2 separate regions of the Homo sapiens genome follow, and region 2 is linked to region 1. Evidence: chromatin loops called from intact Hi-C (ENCODE). Cell type or tissue: Caco-2. All regions are shown on one strand.

Evidence for each region. Peaks named below come from ENCODE experiments on the same cell type or tissue, not always from the same donor. Only the 100,000 strongest peaks of a DNase experiment are listed, where the experiment ranks them.
Region 2: a loop joins it to region 1, with 21 times the contacts of the local background. A loop is called at or near these places in 3 of 110 quality-filtered maps.

The regions. Positions count from the first base shown.
Region 1 is chr6:113,875,058-113,883,057 of GRCh38, reverse strand. It overlaps LOC124901382 (a long non-coding RNA gene), which reads right to left. Exons shown (of 3, transcript XR_007059716.1): 2 at 1-2,284. Among named protein-coding and RNA genes, the nearest start is that of MROCKI, 5.7 kb to the right of the region's middle. In Caco-2, a CTCF peak has its summit at 3,380; a DNase peak (open chromatin) is centred at 3,397.
Region 2 is chr6:113,590,373-113,598,372 of GRCh38, reverse strand. No RefSeq gene overlaps it. Among named protein-coding and RNA genes, the nearest start is that of LINC02541, 56 kb to the left of the region's middle. RefSeq lists an enhancer at 1,291-1,470 and a silencer at 5,932-6,226. In Caco-2, no CTCF peak of the experiment used is centred here; a DNase peak (open chromatin) is centred at 3,382.

The DNA of each region.
Region 1 (8,000 bases):
AATAGCAAATTCATCACCTCAAAACTTTATTTCTTTGTGTTGGGAGCATTCAAAATCCACTCTTGTAGGTTTTGAATATAAATTATTCACAAAAATTGAAAGTAAATTTTTGTTAGTTATAGTCATTCTATAGTGCCATAGAACACTAAGATTTATTCCTCCTATCTAGCAGTAACTTAGTATTTGCTAATCAACCTCTGGCTAGCTCCCTACCACCCCACCCCTAACACACACAACTTTCCCAGCCTCTAGGAGCCACTATTCTACTCTCTACTTCCATGAGGTCAACTTTTTTGCCTTCCATAAATGAGTGAGAACATGCAGTATTTGTCTCTCTATGCCTGGATTATTTCACTTAATATAATATCCTCCAAGGTTCTCATTTTAACCAGACAACATGTCCTGGTATAGAATGTGAATTTAGATTTAGCAGGTCAACTTTTATTTCAACACTGTGGAGTTTGGAAAGCACCCAAGAAGTCAACAAGAAATCAAACATTTTAAGAAGCCTGGGGCAAGTGCATTTAAGTCCATTTTCCCATCTATCACCAGGGCACTGGGCGAGGCCACACAGGCTCTGTCCTGCACAACTTCAAGGAACATGCAAAGAGGCAGCCTGTGTATAACATGACGAAGGATGGACAAATTAACTGATCTTCAAATCCCTTTGAACTGAAATTAAATCATTCTGACAATGGATACTCCAGTATTTCTCTGTATCTTCTTCACATTTGCTTTTTAAAATGTCATTTTTTAACATATATTGTTTTAATAACTGTTCTGGATTAAATTTGGTTTAGAAATAATTTTCAGTTTGTTTGTGTGCTGCTTTATGTAATAAAATGAGATAGTAAATATTTAAAATGTTAATGAGTTTTAAAACATTATAAACCTCAGGAAAATCAAAATCTAGTAACTCATCTGTCAGGCCATAGGCACGGTGATTTAAATTGAGATCACTAACAAATGTAAATGGATTATTAGATGTCAAATACTTTTACTTTCCATTGTAATTCAAATTGAATGTGGGTAAGGCTTAAACATCACCATAAACACTATTTGCTCTAGAGTGAACCTCCTTATAAGAATTACTGGTCTTGGAACTCAACCAAGGGAACTTAGTTACTGAATTGCTATCAGGAGACCCAGGGTGAAGTGATTCTCCCTGTTAAGTGACTCTAATAGTGGTAGAATCCAGCTCTTTTGTTTTAGGCAGTAGTATATTTATGTCAAATCATTATACTTCATATCCAAAAAAGATGCAGGGAAGCTTCCAAGTTTACTAATGCCATCTTGACTGACATTGAGTAAGTTCTCCTTTCTTTGCAATTTTCAGCTCAATAGTATCTTACAGCGCAATGTGCCAGGAAGTCTACCAACTTGAAACTAAGCCTTTCCTGCTATAAATTAAACGTGTTTCCTCCTTGGTACAAACCAAATGCTTAATTATCTCTCTCCTCTTTCACAATCCCTTCATAGAGGCCAGGGCTCTTTGATCTTGCTATTTTTTTCCACCTCTAGAAATGGGCATTATTTTAAAACTTCCACCAGTTTTATGGTTCATCTGGAGTCTACACCAACTTAAAAACTGGGCAGAGTATTCACGTTGATGTCTGAGTGTTTACTATGTGCCAGGATTAATGTTCACAATATCGTGTGATACATATATTATTACCTCATGAATCCTCACAGCAATCTTAAGAGGTAGTTCTGTTATCCTCCTTTTACAGGTGAGGAACTTGAGGCAGAGAGAGGCTAGGTAAATTGCCCAAGGTCACGTTGCGCAAATTCCCCAAAGCAGAATGTGTGCTCATAACCATTGCTCTGCACTCCTTGTCCGTTACTTTAAGCTTGCTGGTTTGGTTACCCAATTCCTAAACACTGATGACCAACATATACTAAATTGCCTCTGGAACATTATTCTGGTAAGTAGTATTATTGAAGTCTAAAAGCAGGTTTACCCATGAAACACATTCAAGTAATCTGAGAATTTATGCTCTAGGCCTGGCGTAGCAGCTCACATCTGTAATCCCAACAATTTGGGAGGCTAAGGCGGGAAGATCACTTGTGCCTAGGAGTTTGAGACCATCTGGGGAACACAGCAACACCTCATCTATACCAGAAAAAACAAAGAAAGCCAGGAATGGGGGTGTGCACCTGTAATCCCAGTTACTTGGCAGGCTGAGGTGGTAGGACTGCTTCAGCTTGGGAGGTCGAGGCTGCAGTTATCCACGATCGTGCCACTGCCCTCCAAACTGGGTGACAGAGCAAGCAGAGACTCTGTCTGAAAAAAAAAAAATGAAAGAAAGAGAAAGAGAGACAAAGAAACAAAGAAAGAAAGAAAGTAAGTTATGCTCTAAACACATCTCCTCATCCAGCACAATCTCCTCCCAGACCACTCCCACCCAGTTTTGTGGATTTCTTTTTTCAAATGATGATTTTGATATTCCACCCCTTTTTCATGTTGAAAATATGGTATATATACACCAAGGAATACTATATGGCCATAAAAAAGAAGGAGTTTGTATCCTTTTGCAGAGACAGAGATGGAGCTAAAGGCCATTATTCACAGCAAACTAATGCAGGAACAGAAAACCAAATACCACATATTCTCACTTATAAGTGGGAGCTAAATGATGAGAACACATGGACACACAGAGGGCAACAAGACACATGGGCCTTTGAAAGGGTGGAGAGAGGGAGGAGGAAAAGGATCAGGAAAAATAACTAATGGGTACTATGCTTAATACCTGGGTGATGAAATAATCTCAACAACAAAACCCCCAGGATACAAGTTTACCTATGTAACAAAGCTGCACTTGTACCCCAGAAGTTAAAAGTTAAAAAAAAAGAAAACATTGAATTCTACTTTAACTATCAGATATTGTCTGTGCAGCATTTAAAAATGTACTAAAGCAGCCAAGCCAAGTGGGAGATAAAAATAATAATAATAAAGGTAAAAAAATGTAATGTACTAAAAATATGGAGATTATATAGAGATTATATAGAAAACCATAGAAAATTTAGAGTAGCATTGGTAACTGAAAAGTAAAATAACAATCAATAAAATGATAAATATAAAAATAATATATTATTCTGAATTGTTCATAAGATAGACTAAAAAGATTTCCTAAGGAACAATTTTCTACACATTATACTCAGCCACTGCATAGTATAAATGTGTGTTTTCAGATAATTGGGACAAACCTAATAACTTTGAGATAATAGAAATCAAAACAAACTGAAATCCTAGTTTGAAGGCTAAGACTATAATTTCAGTAAGTCTAAATTTAGTGCTTAATCCACTAAGGAGTGTCCTTGGCAGTGAAATTGAGATACAGTACACACCAGTGACCTCTTCGTGTCACTGGTGAGCTTTCCTTGGCTCCCTTCTACCTATCTCTTCAACGGGTTCCCACTCCAGTGCTATCGGTGTGCTTGCAAAGGCAAGAGCTAAAGAGAACAGGTTTTTTAAAAAAATTTTAAATCACAGCTAATCTTTTCCCAAGACAAACAGTATTCAGTGTGAAAAGAAAGCTCCTGGTTAATTTATGTCGCTTAGAAAACTGAAACAGATAAAGGAATATCCTTTAAAAATCACCACCTGACTGTAATATAATCAGGAACTGGGTAAATTCAACAATAGAAGGAAGTCAAATAGACTGACCTTTCCCAAGTTGTTTTAAAACTGACATGTGAGTGGAAGTTACTGGTGTGGTTTTGTTGTCGCTTCTTGTTTTCCTAAGGAATTTGGAATCTGAGCAGGGAAGTCGCCTGTTCTTTAAACTAGCAGTAGAACAAGAAAGAATACACCCATCCTTCTGGGGGATAAAAAAATTAAGTTATTCTAGCTGGAATGCACCTCCCCAAAAGAGATAGATAAAATCACCAACCAAGAATTTAAACAAGAAGTATTATTTATCTCTTACTGTTGGCCCATACTGTCCTAAATATTGGTAGTGATGAAGGGAACAATTGTGCAAAAGGAGTATTGAAACACAGGAGTTCATAAATGGTCTCTTCTCTCAAGAAGTTTACAGTCTAACTCAAAATTGTTGTATTTTAAGCATGTTTGGAAGTATTTAATTTTTTGCCTCATTGTTATTTGTCATTCTAAAAGTTACTGCTATAATGGCTACAGAAACTGTGGTTCCTGAGTTTTCTGACATAGAACCAATATATTGTTATATGTTACATATTATTTTGTCTTTTCATATAAATACATCAACAAATTACCAAAATGTAGGGGCTATTGCTAAGCCATCTGCTTTAATTTGGGTTTATAAAATATGATCACTAGAACTATGCCCCAGGTTTTTAAGGGTGCCTATCCAATTTATATTTTTCAGTCAAAAAGTAATGTCTCCAAATAAAACAGCATCAATAGCTTTCCAACAGCCAGTATTAGAAGCAGAACTCCATGGTCAGTCATTCTAGTCTAGGTTGTATCTTCACCCAGAATTGTTTCATGTTTGAAATCTTCAACTTCAAACCAATAATCAAATTATTTTCTGTTCATCTAACTTCACTACCTCCTCTCCCATTACCATCTCTGAGTCTGTATGGGTGCTGCTGAGTTTCCATTGTCTCCTGTTTCTTCTGGGTTTCCATGCAGGACTGCATGGTCAATGGCTTTTAACATCTCTCACATCAGTGTCCTTTCACATTCCTTCATCCTCCTCCCACACCTGTGCTGTTCATCCTCAACCCTGTGTCAGTTCACGATCTGTTTCCTCTGTAACTGAGTAGGCAGACAAAAATCTCATCGCTGTGTTGATGACAGTGTGGCAAATTCATGTATTTTTTGACCTGGCTATTCTACTTGTTCTTACTTTTTAAATTCATTTCCTATGGAAATGCTGTTAACCTTTTTCATTCTCTTCAAGTCTTCCTCTTTATTCTCAAAAAATCATATTTCAGAGATAACTTTGCCTCTTCTTTCACATAAAAAATAGAGGCTACATGCAATGGCTCATGCCTATAATTTTAGCACTTTGGGAGGCTGAGGCAGGTGGATCACCTGAGGTCAGGAGTTCAAGACCAGCCTGGCCAACATGGTGAAACCCCATCTATACTAAAAATACAAAAATTAGCCTGGGGTGGTGGCACTCTCCTGTAGTCCCAGTTACTCAGGAGGCTGAGGCAGGAGAATTGCTTGAACCTGGGAGGCAGAGGTTGTAGTGAGCTGAGATCACACCACTGTACTCCAGCCTGGGCGACACAGCAAGACTCTCTCTCAAAGAAAAAAAAAAGAAAAGAAAAAAAAGAAAACCATCAGGTTCGATCCTTTTCAGTCTTCTTACTGCAACTTGCCAATATTTATAGGTCATCATTTCACTCTTCAAGACCTAGCTCAAAAGCCATCCCTTTGTTGTGGCCACCCTGGATCATTCTCTTCCTCTGTCAGTCACATTGTGAATATAATCACTATCAAAATGATAGATATTTTAGGAATGTATTTCAAATTTCCTGCTTTCTACCAAATATCTCTTAATTTTTAGTTCAGGAAATGTAGCCTATAATACTTGTTATAATTTTTAGAGTTTAACTTTTAAAATAAGGTAATACATTCATATTATTCAAACTTCACCAGGCACAAAGATAAATTAGTGACCATTCTTACACTCTTGTGCTTAACTACACAGTTTCTTGTGTATTTTCTAAAGATATTAATGTAATATGTAAGTAATTAATCTTGCATCTTCCCCTGTGCCCATACTTTTTGCATACATACATAGTATATTATATTATGTACGTATCACTATACTGTACTGATATACACCCATCACTTAACAATAGGTACTAGAAATGATTCCAAATCCATACATAAAGTATTACCTCTTTCTATTTTATAGATACATAGTATAGATTAGAGACTGCCACAAATTCCTGGCCACTTCTCTAATTAAGAGGTAGAGTCCACTTTTCTCCCGTTGTATCTGGGCTGGCTCTGAAACTTATTTTTCTCTATAGAATGAGGTAGCAGTGATGCTGTATAATTTCTGAGATCTACAGCTTTTGAGATCTTAAGATATCTACAACTTTATGTCCTGAGAAAACTCTCTGTTGGAAGCTAGCCACCATGCTGGAAGAAGCCCAAGCTATGAAGAGAGGCCACATGGAAGAAAGCTAATGCTAAAACCCTCCAGTTCAACAATCCATGCTGATTTCCCGTCCAACAGCCAGCACCAACTAACAGGCATGTGAGGGAGCCATCTTGGATATTCCAGCTGATTTAACTCTCCAGATGACCCTGTGATGACCCTAGTGGACATCACACAGAACAGAACTTCTCAACTAAGCCCAGTCACCCATGGAATTGTGAGAGAAAATAAATAATTGTTATTGTTTTAAGCCACTATGTTTTGGGTAGTTTGTGACTATCAATAGATAACCAAAACACATAGTAATCCGTCATGTGGGTATATGTTGTTTTATTTGACCCAACCTCTACTGATGGACATTCAGGTTGTTTCTCCTCTTTTGCTATTATAAACAATGTTGTAATTAATAATGATGTAAATATGTCACTTTTCATGTGTGATTGTATCTGTGGGATGAGTTCCTAAAATTAGAATTTCCGGATATAAGAGAATATGCACTTACAGTTTTGATAGATATTACAAAATGGTTATCTGGGAGATTTCACTAACCTACACACTTCCAGCAGTAATATATGAAGTCACTATTCTCCTACACCTTGACTAATACTATGTTATTAAACTTTCTGATTTTTGCTAATCTAATTGGTAGAAAATGGTATAATTTTAATTTGTATTTCCATTTTTAAAATAACATTGATCATATTTTAATATATTTAAGAGCCATTTGTATTTTCTTTTTTCTAAATAGTCTATGTTCTTTGCTTGGGTTCTACTGGGATGTTGGTTTTTTAAAAAATTGATTTATAAAAACTCTTTAGGGAGTTTAATCATTGATTTATGAGTGGCAAACATTTTTTCTCAGTTTGTCATTTTTCTTTTGGCTTTACTTAGAGTATTATTTGCCATGCATAACTTTTTACTTTTATGTTGTCAAATTTATCAAAATTTTAACTACTTTGATAGTTAGAAATTCTGCCTTGGATTCTTCTAACACTTTTTCTTCACATTTAAATTTTGTTGTATCTTTTAACACTTAAATCTTCTCTGAGATATGAATTTCCTTTTTTAGGTCATTTTCTGTTATATTTAATTATGTTTAAAATCTTGCCTATTGCCTGTGTGCTTCTCAAGGGCAGGAAACCTGTCTTTTTCATGGCTGTGTCCTGAAAACCTAGCACAATGGATCATATATAAAACACTCTCAGTAAGTATTGATACCATATGAAATAAACTTTAGGCCTGCACTGGGTTCCAAAGATAAAGGCACTCTTTCTGACATCATCTGGGAGGAATTTGTTGACCACGAACAAAGAAGCTACATTTTGAACAAGCATGTTTGAAACTCTAGAACTTAAGGCTCAGCAATACAGAAATATTTTTGAGTCTTTTTTCTCCAGCTATATTTACTGTCTACCATGTGTGACTTCTCTCTCTTCTGATGCTAATTAATTAATACCCCACACGCCAAACCCTTATTTACCACCCTGCACACACAGATCTCCATTAGAAGTCTGGAATGTTGATGGTTGGGTAGGTATTTTAACCTAGCTTAACCTCTATCACAATAATTAATTTTAATTGCTTTTCACCTTGGTTACGTGATCCCCCAACTCCATGGAAATGATATAACCTTGTAAAAAATAAAAAATAATAATAAAAATCTTGACATGAGCTTCTTAAAGAAACAGACGTGAGATTTGACTTTAGCATTCAGTAACCAAAGGTATAAGATACCCAAAACAAAGGAAATGTGGTGCTTTCACTGCTTGTTTTTAGTGCTGCCACTTCTCTCCCAAGGAATGTCGCTGCCTTAAACTCTGTTCTGTGGCAGATACTTCCTGCCCCTATACATCACCTTCAGATGTACTATATGATCAAGATCTTTACCATCTGGCC
Region 2 (8,000 bases), 280 kb after region 1:
AGACTTTTTTTTTTGAGACAGAGTCTCGCTGTCACCCAGGCTGGAGTGCAGTGGCACAGTCTCAGCTCACTGCAACTTCTGCCTCCTGAGCAGCTGGGATTACGGGTGCCTACCACCACGTCTTGCTAATTTTTGTATTTTTAGTAGAGACGAGGTTTCACCATGTTGACCAGGCTAGTCTCCCGACCTCAGGTGATCCACCCACCTGGGACTCCCAAAGTGCTGGAATTATAGGCATGAACTACCACATCTAGCCCCTCAGATTGTTTTTTGAAATCATTTTCACCGAAAGTTTTATTTAGACACTGATATATGCAATGGGAGCAACCAGATTTATTCATTTGGAAAGGAGGAGGCAGCACTGTAGCTCTGGAGGAGAATCCACCCCAGATGCTGCTATTGAACTCGAAGACCTTACAATGGGGAGGGAGGTAAAGGCTTCTCTGAAAAGCACATTTCCTGTTCATAAAAGCTTCCTTGTATTGAGTGCCTATCAGGAGTTATCTAATTTAATCTGCATAATCGTTCTGTGATGTAGCTATTATTATCTCTATTTTATATATTGGGAAACTGAGATGCAGAATTCTTAAATAACTCACCCAAGATCTCATAACTAGTAAGTGGAAGAACTGGTATTCAAACCAAGAGCCCTTTATGTTCAAAGTGCATGTTTTTTTTCCAGAAAATAAACTGCCTCTTGGCTCATACTTCTTTGGGGGAAATGTTAGAATAATTTAATAAAACTGATTCTAAGCTTTGAGGCACTAAGAGAGTGATCTTTCCACAGTGTGCACAATTTGGATGTATTGGCCATGGGTAGGCCTGTTGGTGATAAAAAGAGGGTGCTGATTAATTCTTTCTCTAAACCCCATGAATCTGTAAGTTGGTCCATTTCACCCTTGCCCTTCTGGGGAAGTTAGGAACGAGGTAGTGTTGGTCACTGTTTTGTGGTGATGTACCCATGGTAAATGCAGAACTCTGAGGTTAGCCTGGCTGAGGGGTAACTCCTCTGGGATTCAGCCTCTTACTCATTACATAAATACAAAAGTTTGAGCAAGTCCCCATGTCTCTCCAGATGGGGCCAGGGGTGATGGCCCAACCTGAGTCTGGAATCCCACCTGCCCAAGAGTGACACCTGGGACGTTGATGAATACATTCTCTGTGCCAACGGCAAAGGCTGCACAGTGAGAAAAATAATCATTCTTCCCTAAGCAGTTGAAACCTGAGCTTTTCATTTCATGATACTAATCACCAAGTAAACAGCTCTTTTATGCTAACATCTGTGTGAGGGCTGCTTCCCACACCAGCCTCCTTCCGGCCTGCCTGTTCTCACTGAAATACCAGCAGCATCATGGGGACACTTAACCCTAAAGGTTATCCCTGGGCTCTCCCAGGGCCTATGACATGTTCCAGAGAGGCTTGGTCTTAGGGACTTTTCATTTCCTCAAGAGGGTAAGTGACTCCTTTGGTGTGCAAGATGTGTGAGCTGCCTTGGCAGCTGCTGAGACCCATTCAGAGACCTCTGTGCCATTTGCCTGGATTCTGGAGTTTCATACTCCTGAAAGTGCCTGGTTAATTTGCTGGGAGAACTGACTGCTTGAGCATAGCTCTTGGTTTGCTTTAACTTTCTTATTTGCCTGATATCAGCCAGTTCATGAAGCAGTTCACATATACCGTGCCAGATTTATAAAGTGTGAATTCAAGTCTGTCCTTGGCCTTCTCTGCCCAACCCCCACCATTTCCTTATTGTAGTTTCTCTTAAAACAGCCATGTTTCCCTTCTAAAACCCTTAGTAAATCCTGCCAGATTAATGAATGGGGGAAAAACGACAATTGCTTATACAATTTCATATGTAGGCTATAAGCAGTCCCTGTTCTCTGAGATCCTCCTCACCGTGTTCCTAACAGTCCAGGGCAGTTATTATGCTCCAGGTTTTATAAGAGGAAAAACAGAGAACATTCCTTTTCTTTTTCACTGCCAAAGGGGCGGGGTGGGGGGGATCCAACCCTGAAATTAAGTGAATTGAAAATGAAGTCAAAGGAACGGAGGCCTTCCGTTCTCTAAGCTCAACACTTTGTGATTTGCTTGATTACACTTCCCTCAGCCCCTCCCTCAAATCTCATAGGCACAGACTCATTACCCCATTAGGATTTGGCTGGGGAGGCCTAAGGGACAATGAGAACATACAAGAATCTGGCTGGGCTGCCAGAGTTAACAACTTCTCATGTGCAATAAAATCAGACAGCATTTTTGATGGACCACATTCTCATTGCATTCAAAGAGCCTTGGAAAGCTTCCATGGCTGCTAATTTCAAATAAGCAAACATCCCGGAGGGATGTGAGGCAAAGATGTGTCCTTTCGGCTCGCCCCTAACATTTGCAGGGCCCAGGGCAAGAGTACAAACGGAGGCCCACAAGCCATATGCCTAAATACTTAAAAGTTATGATGCAAGCTTGAACATTCTTAAGTAAAACATAAAATATGTTCTACCCTCCCTTCATGACAAATGTATTTTCATTAACTATCTAGAGGCTGGATTTGAATTTAGAGTTCCCTGACTCCTTGGAGTTTCATCCTGGAATTGGATGGCCAGGGAAATCGGGCCTCTCACTGCCTGGCCCACTGCCCTAGGTCCTGGGTCTACCCCCATCTTTTCAGACCCTACCCCCATCCTACAATGCATGGGACCTCTCAAACTCCACCACACGTGTCCAAGCTGCATTAACACCCTCATCAACAGCCACCTCTGGGACATCCCTTGGCCTAAAGGTGTGCCTAGTCAGGTCCTAAGAAGTTGGTTTTAGTTGATTGGGAAGGGAATTTTAGGGTCCTGGGAACTCAAAGCATGATTAAGGATGTGTTTGGGGTGGGGTGGGGGTATCGCTTTGGCCCCGTGGACTCTCCTTTTCATGAAGAGAAGTGCTGTTGAAAGAAGGCCAGGTTGCTTGCTCCCTTATAAGATGCAGAGCAGCATCCTCTCTTGCTTGGATTTATGGATGGTACATACACAGTAGGTCTTTCATTTTTTATTTTTTTGAGACAGAGTTTCACTCTTGTTGCCCAGGCTGGAGTGCAACGGTGTGACCTCAGCGCACTGTAACCTCCGGCTCCCAGGTTCAAGTGATTTTCCTGCCTTAGCCTCTGAAGTAGCTGGGATTACAGGCACCCACCACCACCCCCGGCTAATTTTTTGTATTTTTAGCAGAGGCGGGGTTTAACCATGTTGTCTGGGCTGGTCTTGAACTCCTGATCTCAAGTGATCCACCCGCCCCAGCCTCCCAAACTGCTGGGATTACAGGTGTGAGCCACCTACTGGCCTACAGTAGGTCTTTTATAAGGAAAGTTTCATCTAGAAAGTGGACACCTGCCACAATGTCTGCTGGTAGAGGAGCTGTAGGGCCAGGTACTTGCTTCATGCACTGAATGAGAATAGATGTCTAGCTGCAGTGATTCTATTCTGGATGGACAGTGACATCACCTGGGGAAGATTTCCCATGACTCTGCACAGATAGATTCTGATTTCTTTGGTTTAGGGTAGGGTGCAGGCACAAGTGTTTTCAAAAGGCTCCCCAGGTGTGATGGTTAATACTGAGTGTCAACTTGATTGGATTGAAGGATACAAAGTATTGATCCTGGGTGTGTCTGTGAGGGTGTTGCCAAAGGAGACTAACATCTGAGTCAGTGGGCTGGGAAAGTCAGACTCATCCTTAATCTGAGTGGCACAATCTAATCAGTTGCCACCACAGCTAGAATATAAGCAGGCAGAAAAATGTAAAAAGGGAGACTGGAGGCCGGGCATGGTGGCTCACGCCAGTAATCCCAGCGCTTTGGGAGGACAAGGTGGGCAGATCACCTGAGGTCAGGAGTTCGAGACCACCCTGGCCAACATGGTGAAACCCTATCTCTACTAAAAAGTACAAAAATTAGCTGGGTATAGTCGTGGGCACCTGTAATCCCAGCAATTTGGGAGACTGAGGCAGGAGAATCACTTGAACCCAGGAAGTGGATGCTGCAGTGAGCCAAGATCACGCCACTGCACTCCAGCCTGAGCAACAGAGCGAGACTCAATCTCAAAAAAAAACGAGAGAGGGACTGGCCTAGCTTCCCAGCCTACATCTTTCTCCCGTGCTGGATGCTTCCTGCCCTCAAACATCGAACTGCAAGTTTTTCAGTTTTGGAACTCGGACTGGCTCTCCTTGCTCCTCAGCCTTCAGATGGCCTATTTTGGGACCTTGTGGTCATGTGAGTTAATACTTAATAAACTCCCCTTTATTAAGTTTATTAATACTTAATAAACTCCCTTTTATATATATATATTCCATTAGTTCTGTACCGCTAGAGAACCCTGACTAATACACCAGGTGATTCTATGTGCAGCCAGGACTGAGAACCACTGGGCCCAACCTAATGACTTTGCTTCTCATACAGCATGGCATTAAATCTTTGTACCTACTTGAAAAGAACTCAAAGCCATTATGACCCCAGAAAGGTTCATTTCTAGAATAACATCTTCCATATTGTAACCAACAATTAAATCTGTGCTTACAGCAGCAAGACTTGTCTGCAAAGGTTCTGCTAGTGGTAGGCAGAAATCTTAACTGGCATCTCCTTTGTGCTTCATGCAAGGTAAAACTCAAAATATTTAATATTTAACAATCATTATAGCAATCAATCAATACAAACAGACTCCAACTATAAAATACAGGTTGCTGATATGGTTTGGCTGTGTCCCCACCTAAACCTCGTCTTGAATTGTAGCTCCCATAATTCCTATGGGTTATGGGAGGGACCCATTGTGAGATGATTGAATCATGGGGGCAGTTTCCCCCATACTATTCTTATGGTAGTGAATAAGTTTCATGAGGTCTGATGGTTTTATAAGAGGTTTCCCCTTTTGCTCTGATCTCTCATTTTCTCTTGTCTGCCACCATGTAAGACATGCCTTTTGCCTTCTGCCATGATTGTGAGACCTCCCCAGTCATGTGAAACTGTGAGTCCATTAAGCCTCTTTCCTTTATAAATTACCCAGTCTGGAGTAGGTTTTTATCAGCAGCATGAAAACGGACTAATACAGTTGGCTTTACCATTGCCTGATAAATTAATCTAGTTACTCCTCCCAGAAATCCTTTAAGATGTGCCTGTACCAGGTGACTTATAAGAAGGTGGGAGATCTGGGACTCAAACCCAGGTCTTTTGACTCCAAATCCTGAGTTCTGTCAACTCTACCAGACAGCTTTGCATAGCACTTCCGGTTGGCACAAACTGAGTTCTTTAGTCTAAAACATTGGCCTAAACCAGAAAACTTTAGAGAACTGTATTATCAGCCTCATTAAAAAAAAATACCACCCTCAAAATGTATCACCCAGTCTAAATCCATACAAACACAAAGGGGAAAACAACAGTTCAGAGCCTCTAGTTGAATGACAATTGTTTCTGGGACTAAGAAGTGGCTCTTTCATTCTGAAGTTGATACATATATTATGACATATACTTAGAACTGTGCTATCCCTTAGCAATGGCTCACACTCAAGACCTGCAACATGCAGGATCTGTGGTCATAAGCTTGTAGGTACACTGTGACCCGTGTAAGTATAATACTTTGAAATCACAAAATCACAAGGCGGAGTGGGATCTTTCATGGTCATTAAGTCCACCTCTGTTTCTGGGAAAGTCTGCATTTAAGCCATCCCAGAGAGACAAACCTCCCCCACTTGGAATACAATTTCTTTCTCTCCTCAGCAGGGGAGCCTTCTATTCAAAGCTCAGGTCAAGACCTACCTTCCTGGCAAAGTAATTCATTGTGGATCTCTCCTCAGCAGGGCAGATTCAGGTTCTGGGGAATGGAATTTTATACAATTTGAGGGGTTTTCTTTATGATAAAGAATACAAAATCAGGTACAAAAGTGAATATTTATTTAGCATGAGAAAATGAAACACAATAAATTACTGGAGACTTTGAGCTTCAGGTCCTTTTCATATAACACCCCTGGCAACTTTCCAGACATGCTTGCTTAGAATGCTTCCTGACTGCAGCCTGGCTTTCCTGTTACACCTCTGAAAGTCCTCAAAGCCTAGCAGATTCCAACATGCTCAAGGCCTGGTAAATCTGCTTCTGCTTTTCAGCAAACATGTATGGGGATTATTTATTTGTTGGTTTATCTATTTAGGTGTTTCATCATTTTAAAAGAATTTGAAGCAGAGAATCTAGCTCTTTACACTCCTGCAATGCAGCACACATTGATTTTGCACACACCATGCTGTCATACTGTTCCTCACTTCTGCCATTTCTCACTTCCCCTGCCCCAACAGTACTTGTAACCTGGCAAAGCTCCATTCATTAATACTTTTCTGAATGTTTCTAGACCAATTATTCTCAACTGGGGGCCATTTTGTTGCTCAGAAGACATTTGGTAATATAGGGAGACATTTTTGAGTTGAGTACCCTTCCTCTGTGAGTTGGGTACCCTTCCTCTGTGCTCTCAGAGCCAAATACACAGATTCTGTCTTTGTACTCAACATATTGATTATAACCATCTGTATATGTGTCTATTTCTCCCTTTGGATGGTGAGTCTTACAACAGCCACTTTTGCATTTTAGCAACCTTAGTATCCCCAGAACCTAACAGGGAGCGCACAGGAGGTGATATCATGGTCACTGAAAAGACAGAACACTTCTACTTTTATCTGAACCATACAGTTCAGCATGTTTACCATATATTGTCTTGTTTTAAAATATTTCACTTGTGTAAATACTGTCTCATGAGAAAGACTATAAACTTCATATGGGAAAAGATCATGTCTTTCTTAAACTTTTTTTCGATTTTCCCACAATACTTTTGCAGTGCTAAGAATGTAATAGAGACTCAATAATTATTTGTGGATTACCGATTGGTTTCTTGCAAATCTCTATAAAGTGTTAAGTAATAGATGGATCAAGATAGGGTGGAGTAAATCAAGGAAGGTTTCTGATAGAGGGGTGCTCAAAACTGATTTTTGAAGCAAAAGAAAGAACATTTGATTGGAAAAGAGGGATTCCACATGGGAGACAGAAAATTAGAGGTATTTAGTGATGTTTTTTAATTTAAGAAAAATCTGAGTTTATGACGAATATTTTTGTGAGATTTAATCTACTAAGTACAGGAACATCTTGAGGTTTGTTGAATAAACTTTTTTTTTTTTTTTGGTAAGAGTTTCAAAGCCAATGTTGTGGTTTTAAAGTAATTAAAGTAGTATCTGATTGTCAGGGGTTACGCTTCCAAATGTTTCAATATATAGAACAACCTGATGGACAAGTGATTGCTGTAAATTGAAATTACAGAAATATTTTAAGGCCCTGAGAAATCTCCAAATAGCAGTGCTCTTTTTGTGTGCATAGGCCCTTTTGTGGGTAACAGAATCACTTATGGGCTCACCCACGAAGGAGAGGTTTTAGATTTTCTTTTTTTTTTTCTTTTTTTAAGTTTTTTATTTTGAAAAAAAATAGAGACAAGTTCTCACTATGTTGTTCAGACTGGTCTCGAACTCCTGAGCTTAAGCAATCCTCCCACCTTGGACCCCTAAGGTGCTGGGATTACAGGTATGAGCCACCACACCCAGCCATGGGTTTTAGATTTTCACATTCATGACTCCCATTCATTTCTCTTGGCATGGTGACTGGGAGGGCGATGAGATGCCTTCAGATGGTAATAAGCACCCTTTACATAGCACCTTTTTCCAAGATGCTTTGTACGTGAGAATCACAAGAACTTGGAGGCTGCAGAGAACTAATAGTTTCAAAAATTACATGAACACTTGGACATCTGTCTCACACTTTGTGGAATGGTAACTCACACCTTGTGGAATAGTAACAAGCAGGTAGGAGACACTCATGGCTTTTTAGAAATTCCTTATGCCAATCCCAGTTAAGCCCAAATCCCACACTTTGCTTCTGCTACTACAGGGGTTTGCAGGATATCAAAGAACCCAGGGATGTTGGTGGGTAGTAGGGAGGAGACATCCC